Linked DNA regions of Homo sapiens: regions 1 and 2 are each linked to region 3. Evidence: chromatin contacts called from ENCODE Hi-C or POLR2A ChIA-PET data. All regions are on one chromosome and are shown on one strand. The core of a region is the stretch at or near the end of the contact, and the rest is flanking DNA. Distances in the headings are between cores, read along the strand shown. Region 1 holds the start of TMEM87B (transmembrane protein 87B). Region 2 has its middle 22 kb from the start of TMEM87B. Region 3 overlaps MERTK (MER proto-oncogene, tyrosine kinase).

Evidence for each region. Hi-C counts contacts between places; a loop is a spot of excess contacts on that map. ChIA-PET counts read pairs that join two places held with the same protein, here RNA polymerase II (POLR2A). Pooled maps may share reads with other maps.
Region 1: a loop to region 3 is called in a map of body of pancreas, with 5 times the contacts of the local background. The contact joins the promoter of TMEM87B here to the enhancer-like site in region 3. A Hi-C loop is called at or near these places in 8 of 168 maps with a recorded cell type or tissue (Caco-2, GM12878, PC-3 and 5 more) and 11 of 50 pooled maps. POLR2A ChIA-PET finds 5 or more read pairs at or near these places in 3 of 52 experiments (HepG2, MCF 10A and PC-3).
Region 2: a loop to region 3 is called in a map of mammary epithelial cell, with 4 times the contacts of the local background. The contact joins two enhancer-like sites. A Hi-C loop is called at or near these places in 6 of 168 maps with a recorded cell type or tissue (GM12878, PC-3, PC-9 and 3 more) and 9 of 50 pooled maps. POLR2A ChIA-PET finds 5 or more read pairs at or near these places in 6 of 52 experiments (A673, CD8-positive, alpha-beta memory T cell, Caco-2 and 3 more).

The regions. Positions count from the first base shown.
Region 1 is chr2:112,053,793-112,057,668 of GRCh38, reverse strand. TMEM87B (transmembrane protein 87B) reads right to left here and starts at 2,400. Exons shown (of 19, transcript NM_032824.3): 1 at 1,913-2,400. The coding sequence starts at 2,077. RefSeq lists enhancers at 1,259-1,598, 1,629-1,698 and silencers at 2,429-3,158, 3,359-3,408.
Region 2 is chr2:112,031,559-112,034,951 of GRCh38, reverse strand. No RefSeq gene overlaps it. Among named protein-coding and RNA genes, the nearest start is that of TMEM87B, 22 kb to the left of the region's middle. Within about 2 kb of position 1,696, at least 19 of the 41 ENCODE cell types and tissues checked have a DNase peak (open chromatin) inside an H3K27ac peak, as active enhancers do; they include PC-9, where a contact is called at or near this core.
Region 3 is chr2:111,944,396-111,947,765 of GRCh38, reverse strand. It overlaps MERTK (MER proto-oncogene, tyrosine kinase), which reads right to left. Exons shown (of 19, transcript NM_006343.3): 3 at 2,706-2,806; 4 at 199-372. Among named protein-coding and RNA genes, the nearest start is that of MERTK, 47 kb to the right of the region's middle. Within about 2 kb of position 1,250, at least 17 of the 41 ENCODE cell types and tissues checked have a DNase peak (open chromatin) inside an H3K27ac peak, as active enhancers do; they include PC-9, ascending aorta, body of pancreas and 1 more, where a contact is called at or near this core.

The DNA.
Region 1 (3,876 bases), core at 1,151-3,650, 110 kb before region 3:
TCATCTTTGCAACAGCAATGACCAGTCTAACATATGACACACAGTGGTGCTTCAACCATTTGCTCCCTTGTACACTCAAAAGAACCATTTCTTGGCCAGGTGTAGTGGCTCATGCCTGTAATCCCAATACTTTGGGAGGCTGAGGCAGGAGGATGGCTTGAGGCCAGCAGTTAAAGACCAGCCTTGACAATATAGTGAGACCCCTATCTCTACAAAAAAATTTAAAAATTAACTGGTGTGTGGCATGTACCTATAGTCTTCGCTACGCAGGAGACTGAGACTAGAGGATTGCTTGAGCCCAGGAGTTTGAGGCTGCAGTGAGCCATATGACTGTGCCACTGCACTCCAGCCTAGGTAACAGAACAAGACTCTGTCTCAAACAAACAAAAACAAAGAAACAAAATTTCCTGATAGATTTGCAGTACAAATGAAAGAAAGCCCCACTCTCCTTTCCTGTTTCTGACAACCTGAAATGTGGAAAATATAAGTCCACTCTTGGGAGAGAAGGGCTTTTAGACTTCTGGCGGCCCAGGGTCACACAGGAGTAAAATTAGCCTAAAGGTCATGCAGCACTCAAGGAGCAAACTTCTCTTCCTCATGCAGGAAGAAGTACACTTGGCAAAGATCTTTGCAGGTATGTTCACAGTACACTTAGCAAAGATCTATACAGATATGTTCAAGTAATCCAACAATATGCATGCAACTGATTCACTTCCAATATAGTTATATTGACTATTCACTATCGTAGCAGCAGGAAGCCATGAGAGTAGTTCACTGAGTTCTACTTTTTCCCGTTCAGGAAATTAAATAATGGAGATGTGCAGACTATAACTGGCACACAAATTAGGTCACCAACCCAGAAGAATCCAATCCTGGAGGAAATGGCTGCACTAGGTCTTAAAAGATCCAGAAAGATACCCAGCGTGTTCCTCTGAGTAGCTTTTGTGTTGTGGGAAGTATTTGTAGTCTTTGGAACTACTTTCTTTTTCTGGTTAAGGAAATCAAAATATAAGTCTCATCTTTAGAACCTGGACATTATTTCATGCATGTGGAAAATACCCATCCCAAACAGTGCTGGATGAGTCATCTGACCCCAGAGAAGCCGGAGATAATGCCTCTTCCAGACTTCCTGTCTCTCTTTTGCAAGACTTTCCATAATTCTGCCCCTGCATCTCTCCCACATCATCTCCTCTAATTACCAGACGCCAAGTTTTCTAATAGCCTGCCTTGGAAAGAAGAGTTTCCACCCACTCATGCCTCCAGATTCGCCTTTCAAGCACTCCCTAATCACAAGTCCCGCCCCACCTACACACACACTCTCTCTCCCGGAACTGTGACAGGAACTGTAGAGAAATTCAGGAACTCAAGAAGAGAGAAATAGAGGTAGGGTGACTACTGCACGTTTCCCCCTCATTTAAATTTTTTCTTTCTTTTTTTTTTTTAAGGAAGCGGCAGACCCGCTTTCTAAGTTTATGCAGAAACTGAAGCGCTGGCAAGTCCTCCCTGCGGCCTCAGGGGTGTGGCCCACTGTGGCTGCATCCGGACAGGAAGAGTCGAATCCCAAAGATGCTGCTAGATGTGCCGAGAGATTCCTGATCCAGCCAAAACATGTCAGAGCAGAATGAGGGCCACGGCGTCGGGCATGGTGACCCTCAGTAACAGTCCGAGCGCTCGGACCCGAGGGCCGTCCCATGCGCAATCCTGACGGCTCTTGCCTGCAGCCCAGGTCGGGCCGGAGGAGGGGCCGCTCCCCGCTCCCCGGCTGTAACAGACAAAAGGCTCAGGGAGGGTATCAGGGGACCCGGTGCTGACCCGGCAGAGGCAGGGTGAACAAGCCCGGGGTCAAGCGAAGCCGCACGACGGCCCTGACGGCCCGAGACGTGCCACGCCTGGGTCCCGACACTCCACTTACGTCGTTGACTGTCTCTAACCAGAGCCCGAGCTCAGGGACCGCGCGCACAGCCGCCGGGGTCCAGCACAGGAGGCAGAGGGCGACGCGCAGCAGCGGGGCCCGGGCGGGAAAGCAGCGGCGGCGGCGTGGCAGGAGCCCGGCTACCGAGCGGCAGGCGGCGACCATCTTGACCAGGAAGCTGCACCTGGCGCTCCGAGACGCCTGCCACACCCGCACCTGGTGCAGCACCGCCCCAGGCAGGCGGGTCCGAATCCGGGACGCGGGGCTCGGACTCGGGTGTGGAGGAGGGGCTCGCGCTTGGGCCTGGGCGGAGAGGCGCCGTGCAGTTCTGGGAAACCCGGCCAGGACCGGGAGGCAGGGCTTAGGGCTCTGAGCCGGGCCCGAGCGTGCAGCTGGGAGATGCCTGGAAGGCAGAGATAGGAGCCAGGATGTGGAGTTGGCGGCGAGACGTGGAGGCTGGGCTCAGGGCCTAGCGTGGGCGTGAAGATAGAAGAGGAGCCGGAACGTGCAAGGGAGGGCTGGCAGCCCGAGCGCGGAGGCGGGGCCGGGTAGGGAGGCGCCGCCGGAGTGTGGAGACGAGGCGGGGCTCGGGAGTGTGGGGGCGGGGTGGGAGGCGTGGCTCGGGGCCAAGCTGGGTGTGGGGACAGGGCAGGGTTGGAGGCGGGCTCGGGACTGTGGAGGCGGGGCGGGGCTCGGGACCAGGGCGGAGTGCGGAGGCAGGGTGCCCCAGGAAGGAAGAGCTTGGGGCCAGGCCGAGCGTGGAGGCGGGGCCGTGTGGAGGCGGGGCCGTGTGGAGGCGGGGCCGTGTGGAGGCGGGGCCGTGTGGAGGCGGGGCCGTGTGGAGGCGGGGCCGTGTGGAGGCGGGGCCGTGTGGAGGCGGGGCCGTGTGGAGGCGGGGCCGTGTGGAGGCGGGGCCGTGTGGAGGCGGGGCGGGGCTCGGGACCAGGCCGGAGTGCGGAGACAGAGTGCCCCAGGAAGGAAGAGCTTGGGGCCAGGCCGAGCGTGGAGGCGGGGCCGCGTGGAGGCGGGGCCGTGTGGTGGCGGGGCCGTGTGGAGGCGGGGCGGGGCTCGGGACCAGGCCGGAGTGCGGAGACAGAGTGCCCCAGGAAGGAAGAGCTTGGGGCCAGGCCGAGCGTGGAGGCGGGGCCGCGTGGAGGCGGGGCCGCGTGGAGGCGGGGCCGGGATTTGGAGGCAAGACCCGGCGGGGAGGCGGAGCCTGAGCGTAAAGGCGGGGCTGGTCAGGGAGATGGGGTCGGAGTGGGGAGGCGGAGTTGAGGACCAGGCAGTAGTGTGGAGACGGGGCTGGACGAGAAGGGCTTGGGGTTAGGCCGTAGTGGGGAGGCCAGGTTGGGCGAGGAAGCAGGGCTTGGAGCAAGCCCTAGTACGGAGACGGGACTGGGCGGGGAGGCGTGGCCTGAGTGAGGAGACGGGCCTGAGTGGGGAGGCGGGGCCTGAGTGGGGAGGCGGGGCCTGTCTGGGAGATGAGGCGCAGTGGGGAGGCGGGGCTCGCCGCCAGCGAGCGCGAGTGTCAAGGTCCTGGAGTCGAATGCCTAGTAAGTGCTACGGTTGGAGTGCAGTCTAGAGTTCTGTTCCCAGGGTGTCTCCATTTCTTGCGTCTTCTACACTTACCCCTGCCTCGACCCTCTCAGCTGTATGGAAACCGTTCTTTAAATTCAGGGAATGTGCCAGGAAAGTGCTTTGAGGCCAAGGCCAGTTGAACACAAGGCATTGTGTTGTGAAGGTTAACGTTAATAGGACAGTTAATACTTTTCAGAACAAGTAGTTACTTGACTGGCTTAAAGCTCAGAGGGGTCAGGGCTTGGATCCGTCTTATTGTGTACCTTCCCTTGCATTTTCGGCTGTAAGCTGAATACATGTTTTGCTGTCAAAGAGAATTAGTTCATTCATTATCAAATGTAAATAATATCCAGCAAGGGAATAGAATCCTGTGCTAATATTGTTAT
Region 2 (3,393 bases), core at 447-2,946, 87 kb before region 3:
TTGAACTGCTCAGACTGTGGTATAATGGGATTTTGATTTTTAAGCCCCAGCTGATGGCCCTTTAATTTTAAGTCATGTGGGGCCGGGCCTTGGAGCTTGCTTCCAGGAAAGGCATTCTGTCCCTTTTCTGGAGGTTTCTTGTAGAGTCTCTAAATAGCATCTACAGGTGTGGCTGCTCTGCTTCACTATGCTACGAATGGACTTCAACAAAATGTGGAAGTCAGAGTATTCTGAAGAATATTCTTTAAAAGAAAATGATGGCTGGGTGTGGTGGCTCATGCCTATAATCCCAGCACTTTGGGAGGCCGAGGTGGGCAGATCACGAGGTCAGGAGTTCGAGACCAGCCTGGCCAATATGGTGAAACCCCGTCTCTACTAAAAATACAAAAATCAGCTGGGCGTAGTGGTGTATGCCTGTAGTCCCAGCTACTTGGGAGGCTGAGGCAGAAGAATCGCTTGAACCTAGGAGGCAGAGGTTGCAGTGAGCCGAGATCGTGCCTCTACACTCCAGCCTGGGCAACAGAGCGAGACTCCATCTCAAAAAAAAAAAAAAAGAAGACTATAGTTAAAAGAAAATGATTCATCCAAAGCCACCTGTTCCCTCCTTTGGACTGTTATTCAAGACAGCAAGGACTAGACTGCCTTTCTACACTTGATCTTAGCCAAAAGGCCAAGAAGTGATAAGGCCTAGACTGCCTTTCTTTGCAAGATCCCAATGCCCAGAACAGGGCCTTCCTCTCAGTGAATATTTGCAAATGGATGAGTGGGTTATAGGTGACCTCATATGATTGTTGTTCGAAAACACTTTCTTCATTAGAATGTTTAAGTGTATAGTCTCAATAAATCTATTAATTAACAGTTATCATGTCCTTAAGGAATAGAAAGAGTTAATAGATATAATTCTCTGGTTTCTCTTTCATATATCTATCCATGGAATCCCATTTAAATAAGAGAGATTGTATGTAAAAATATTCTAAAATAGTGGTCCACAGGTTACAGTTTCTAGAAGTAATTATTACATTTATTTATTTTGAGACAGGGTCTCTGTTGCCCAGGCTGAAGTGCAGTGGCATGATTATGACTCACTGCTGCCTCGACCTCTGTGGCTCAAGTGATCCTCCCACCTCAGCCTCTGAAGTTGCTGAGACTGCAGGCATGTGGCACCATGCCCAGCTAATTTTTGTGTTTTTTGTAGAGATGGGATTGCACCATGTTGCCCAGACTGGTCTTGAACTCCTGGGCTCAAGCAATCCTCCCACCTCTGCCTTCCAAAGTGCTGATATTACAGGCATGAGCCACCATGCCCAGAATTATTGCATTTAAATAACAAAAAATTAAGTAATTATATATGCCTTTTAAAGTTAAATAGAATGGGAGTTTTGCTGCTATTCTCACTTAGAGCTTTAAAAGAAAGAAAATAAAATCTAAGGATAGGAACATTGTGCATCATTGAAACATTTATTAAAGAAAACAAAACTTCCCATTTTCTCATTTGTCACTCAGTTACTAAACATCTTTAGAGAAGTTAAGTTGCTGTTGTAGCTAGTTTATTATTGGGTCAGTTACTTTCCCACGGACTCAGCAGAAGTTCCAACTTGCTTTTGCCATTGACCAGGAAAAGTTACAAAAGTCTTGACTTTCATGAATCAGAACTGGTCTGGCTAGAATCAGCCTGCTCTGTAAAAGAAGAGACTGTGGTTTGGCCCATTTCCCAGGTGGGGAACCTCTGCTAGGTCTGGCAGACATGGAGGCAGAGAGGGAATATCCCCTTCCTGGGATAGCATTCTGACCCACCACATGTCCCCAAATGCTCCTGGTAAAGCAAGCCACCATTGCTTGTCATAACCCACATATTGGGGAGAGGCGCAATGAGGCTTGTATCATCAGTAGCTAAACCCCAGGATAGACAAGAGGAAGGTAGTTCCAGCTCCTGAGCCCAGTGGCTGTTTGAGGTGAGGACTGAGGGCCTCCTCCTTCACTCTGAACTTCCCCAACTGTGCGTTTCTGGCTAAGGCGAAATACTATCTCTTTCTCTTTTCAAATTATGAATGACTGTGTTTATTTTGGAGGGAGTTGATGAAACAATCAGGGAAAATGTTTCTTTTTCTTTTTTTTTTTGAGATGGAGTCTTGCTCTGTTGCCCCATCTAGAGTGCCATGGTGTGATTACAGCCCAGTGCAGCCTTGAGCTTTGAGGCTCAAGTGATCCTCCCACCTCAGCTTCCTGAGCAGCTGGGACCACAATTGCATGCCACCATCCCTGGCTAATTTCTTTTTTATTTTTTATAGAGACAGGGTCTCCCTATGTTGCCCAGGCTGGTCTTGAACTACTAGGTTCAAGCAATCCTCTCTCCTCGGCCATCAAAAGTGTTGGGATTACAGGCGTGAGCCACCACGCCTGGCTGAAAATATTTTGAATATGACAAATGTTGCTGGGTTTGCACTGCATAAGGAATGATGCCACAAATTGAGAACAGCCTCTTGTGAGTATAATATTCTTTCGAAGACCTTGCCTCCTCCCCTTCTTACACAGGGTGTTGCAGAAAAAGGCATTGGTATGTTTACTGAACACTTGAGAAAACTGGGGCTCAAGGAAAGTCAAGTGACCTGCCCACGATTGCCCAAGGACATCTGGCAGGGTGAGCTCCTATCCAGCCCACCTCTGACCATATGGCCTGGCTCACCATGAAGAGTGCTTTGGTGTCTTTTTTTTTTTGTTTTCCAAGAGTTGCCCTGACGCTTGATTCTCATTTCTACTCATTAAGAAAAGCAACAGAAAGGAAAAAAAAAACAACACAAAAGAAAGAAAATCCTCACAAGGGAGGGCAAGTCTCAACGTGCCAGTCACGAGTGCTTCTGGCATATGTCTGTTTCCTTGTCCTTTCGACCTCCTGATCCTGAGCCCCAGCACGGTTAAGACAATTAACCCGACTTGTTTCTTCCTGTTTCCTCTCTCCCTTTTTTTTGCCTACAAGAGCCACTTACAAAAGTAATTTGAGTTTCTATGAAAGAGAATTTGAAACGCTGTTTTCAGTTTATGCTCAGAAGACAGTATGAGAGTTTGCCAATGACTGGATCATCTGAAAGTTAGTTCTTTCCAAATTTTCAAATATTCAGATGTGGCTAAGAAGAACACCAACATTCTCAGTGCGGAGATTTAAATGTGAAGAACAATGGTAGCCCAGCTTCATTCTCATTCATCACACCACTTTTAACCAACACTTGGGTGCATCACGCTGTGTGCTGAAGTGAATTTCTCTGCTACGTTTCTTGATGTCTCAAGAAAAGCCAGAAGCCACAGCTGGCTCAGCTTTCTACACTCTCCTGCGGCAGAACTGGCCCGGGCTCCCCAGCCCTGCTCAGACCACACAGAAGATACTGGACAGGATTTAGA
Region 3 (3,370 bases), core at 1-2,500:
TTCCCCACCTTGGCCTGTGAATTCTCACACCTGTGATTCCCACCTGCCTTCCCGTCTACCTGGTCCCATAACTTTGCTGCCACACCTGTATTTTCATCTGTCTCCACTGCCTGCTAGTGGTGCACAGCAAGGGTCGCCAAACTTTTGATCCTGTCCGCTATTAGAGAATAAATCAATAAGCCCACAGCTCGGACTTACCTGGAACAGTTAGCACGGAGGGGGATTTTTCAGGCTGTTCGTTAACACGGCTACTGTTTTGAACCCAGAAAATGTTGACGGGCTCAGGCGGGCCCACAGCCTGACAGGTGAGGTTGAAGGCTGTGTTTCTGGTGACATTCATGCTCTCAGGCTGCTTAGTAAAGTGAGGAAGTCCTGCGGAGAAAACGTTACACAAAAGAATGTTTCAGATCTGAAAACAGAGACAGAGCCCAAAGGGGAATGGAAACTGGACTAGAACTTGGCAATAGATTTCTTTTTTTGTGGGGGGCGGGTGGGGATGGAGTCTTGCTCTGTCACCCAGGCTGGAGTGCAGTGGCCTGATGTCGGCTCACTGCAATCTCTACCTCCTGGGTTCAAGTGATTCTCCTGCCTCAGCCTCCTAAGTAGCTGGGATTACAGGCGCACACCACCAGGTCTGGCTAATTTTTGTATTTTTAGTAGAAATGGGGTTTCACCATGTTGGCCAGGCTGGCCTCGAACTCCTGACCTCAAGTGATCCTTGCCCCTTGGCCTCCCAAAGTGCTGGGATTACAGGCGTGCCACCGCGCCCAGCCTTGGCAAACAAGAGTTCTTTATCTACAGCCTCAGGCAGGTCTGTATTAATCAGTTTTCACCTCCTTAAGTTGGATAAGAAGGAGCACAGAGGCTAATTCCTGCCAGTCTACTTTAAGCCAGCTTTCTAGGATGCTTTGCCAAAGGGGCTATAAATAGTGACTCAGAACTGGTTTTACCAGAAGGCAGGCCACAGGCAGTTCTTACATCAGGTGTTGCTCAAACTCCTGGGACTGACTAGTTGGCAGGTTTTCAGTATTTCTTACCAAAATAAACGCAGAGTAAAACAAAGCTATGTAATAGATCTGTCCATGGTACGAAGACATTCTATTATGTGTGTGACTTTCAGATGGGTCATAAGGAATTTTAAAATCCACAGCCTTGTATAAGGCTGAGTGCTTTTCAAAGCAAATTCTCATGAAAACTGTATAAACACAGTTGCAGTTACAATCCTTAAATCTACCGTACTTTCCAAAATCAAGGTCCCAAGGAAGCTCAGAGAAAGCCAGTCAGTACTCATTTGGGGCAGGTGTTCAAAAATATAACGAGTCCAGCTAATTGTGTTCTTTTGGGGATTGGGAACTCACAGATCTGGTTCCAGCAGGAATGACGTGGCAGTTATGTGAAATGGAATTCTTTTATCCTGTTTCAAGGTTTTTTTGAAACTCTGTTTGGACTTAATATGTTCCTGCTCTGGGCATTTTTCTGGGATTCTGACAAATAAAATCTCCTGTAAATATTTTTTTCCCAAATTAGCTGCAAATGTAGGAAACCCCCTCTTTGGCTGATGTTGACGTAACCCTGAGAAAGAGCTGTCCAGCCTGGGATGGGCCTAGAGCAAAGGTCATGAAGAGACTCCTCTGAGGGAGTCTCTTCCCCCTCCCCTCTGTCTTCCCCACTCACTCCTCCTCCTTCCATCTGTGCTCCCTGAGGCTTCCCTCCACATTGGTGGGCATCAATTTCAGGTTCACAAAAGAATGGGTAGCATAGCAGACTTTCAGTGGGAGATGTTTCTGACTGAAAAGCTAATCACCTGCTCTAAAGCCTGTGACAAGGAAGGTCAGGATAAAGTAGAAAAGGGAGGTGACCTAATGGCTCTGCTAAGAGGGGCACCTCAGAGAGGAGGGGCACAAGGCCCCCAGAGGGAAGCCCCCAGGGGTAGTGAGGAGTGACCTCTGAGGGTGATAATAAAGATGCTTCCTCCTTGCAGCACTGCCATTGCAGAACCAGGCATGCAAACCCCCAAATCAGGGCACCAAACCAGGACCTGGGCTCACCTGGCCTGGTTCACCTGTGCATCAGCTCACATTGCCCATTAGAGTTCAAGTTCCCTGAGGGCAGAGATTGCCTTTTCCTAGCCTGATGTCTCACTCTTCATCCCCATGGACCTTCATATGATGTCATGGAATTTCTCTGAACCATGCACCTGACAGATACCAGTGCCCAAAAGAAGTCTCAGGCTGAGCTGTTGAGCCAGTCGAGGAAAACCACTCACCCTCCAGGGTTTCACTGTCTGCATAGGCAAGACAGGAAAAGATGCTGAATAATAAGCCAACAGCCACTTGACCAGGTGAGTGGTATCTGGTACCAGTACTGGAAACTGGATAGTAGAAAGCATTTTGCTTCTTAAAAAGAAGTCTTCAGCTTATTTTTATTGTCAATAATCTGTGGACAAGGAAGTCCAAAATCTCTTTTTATCTCACCTGTAATGCCTATAATAGAGCTCAAACTTCAGGAATTGAATTCATTTCATTATTACTTATAGACTACAAAGTGGAGTACCTTGTAAAATTTCAGTGCTGATAGATTTGCAAGGTTTGCATACAGAGTTATAAATAGGCAGGCAAAACTCTAGAGTATTATACACAAAACATTTAACACAGGCCCTAAAACAAACAGTTCTCTGGCAATGGGACTCTGGTCTGTGGACTTACCTTGTACTTCGATGTAGATGGGATCAGACACGATCTCTTCATTGTTTATTTTCATCTTACAGATATACGACCCATTGTCTGAACGCTGCACACTGGTTATGCTGCAAAGAAAAACACATGAAGATATTTACAGTGACTACCCTTTGAGTTCCTATTATAGGATGGAAACTTCTTCAACTTCTTTGTCATATGCTGTGATAGTTAATTTTATATGTCAGCTTGGCTAGGCCATTGTACGCAGTTGTTTGGTCAAACCCTAGCCTAGATGTTGCTGTGAAGGTACTTTTCACATGTCACTAGCATTTAAAGCAGCAGCCTTTGAGTAAAGCACATTACTCTTCATGATGGGGGCAGGCCCCATCCAAACAGTTGAAGGCCTTATAAGAAAAAGACAGAGGTCCCCAGGGAAAGAGGGGCTTCTGTTTCCAAACTGCCTGAGGACTCAAGACTGCAACATCAAGTCTTTCATGGGTCTCCACCCAACACCCTGTTGATTCCATATTTGTCAGCCCCCACTGTGTGTGAGCTAATTCCTTAAAACAGAGGAATTATTTTAAGGAATTCATAATTTAGGAATTAATAAATAATTTAGGAGTTAATTTAAGGAACTAAGGAAAATTCCTTAAAATAATTCCTCTTTCTCTCTCTTTCTAGATAAAGCTGTA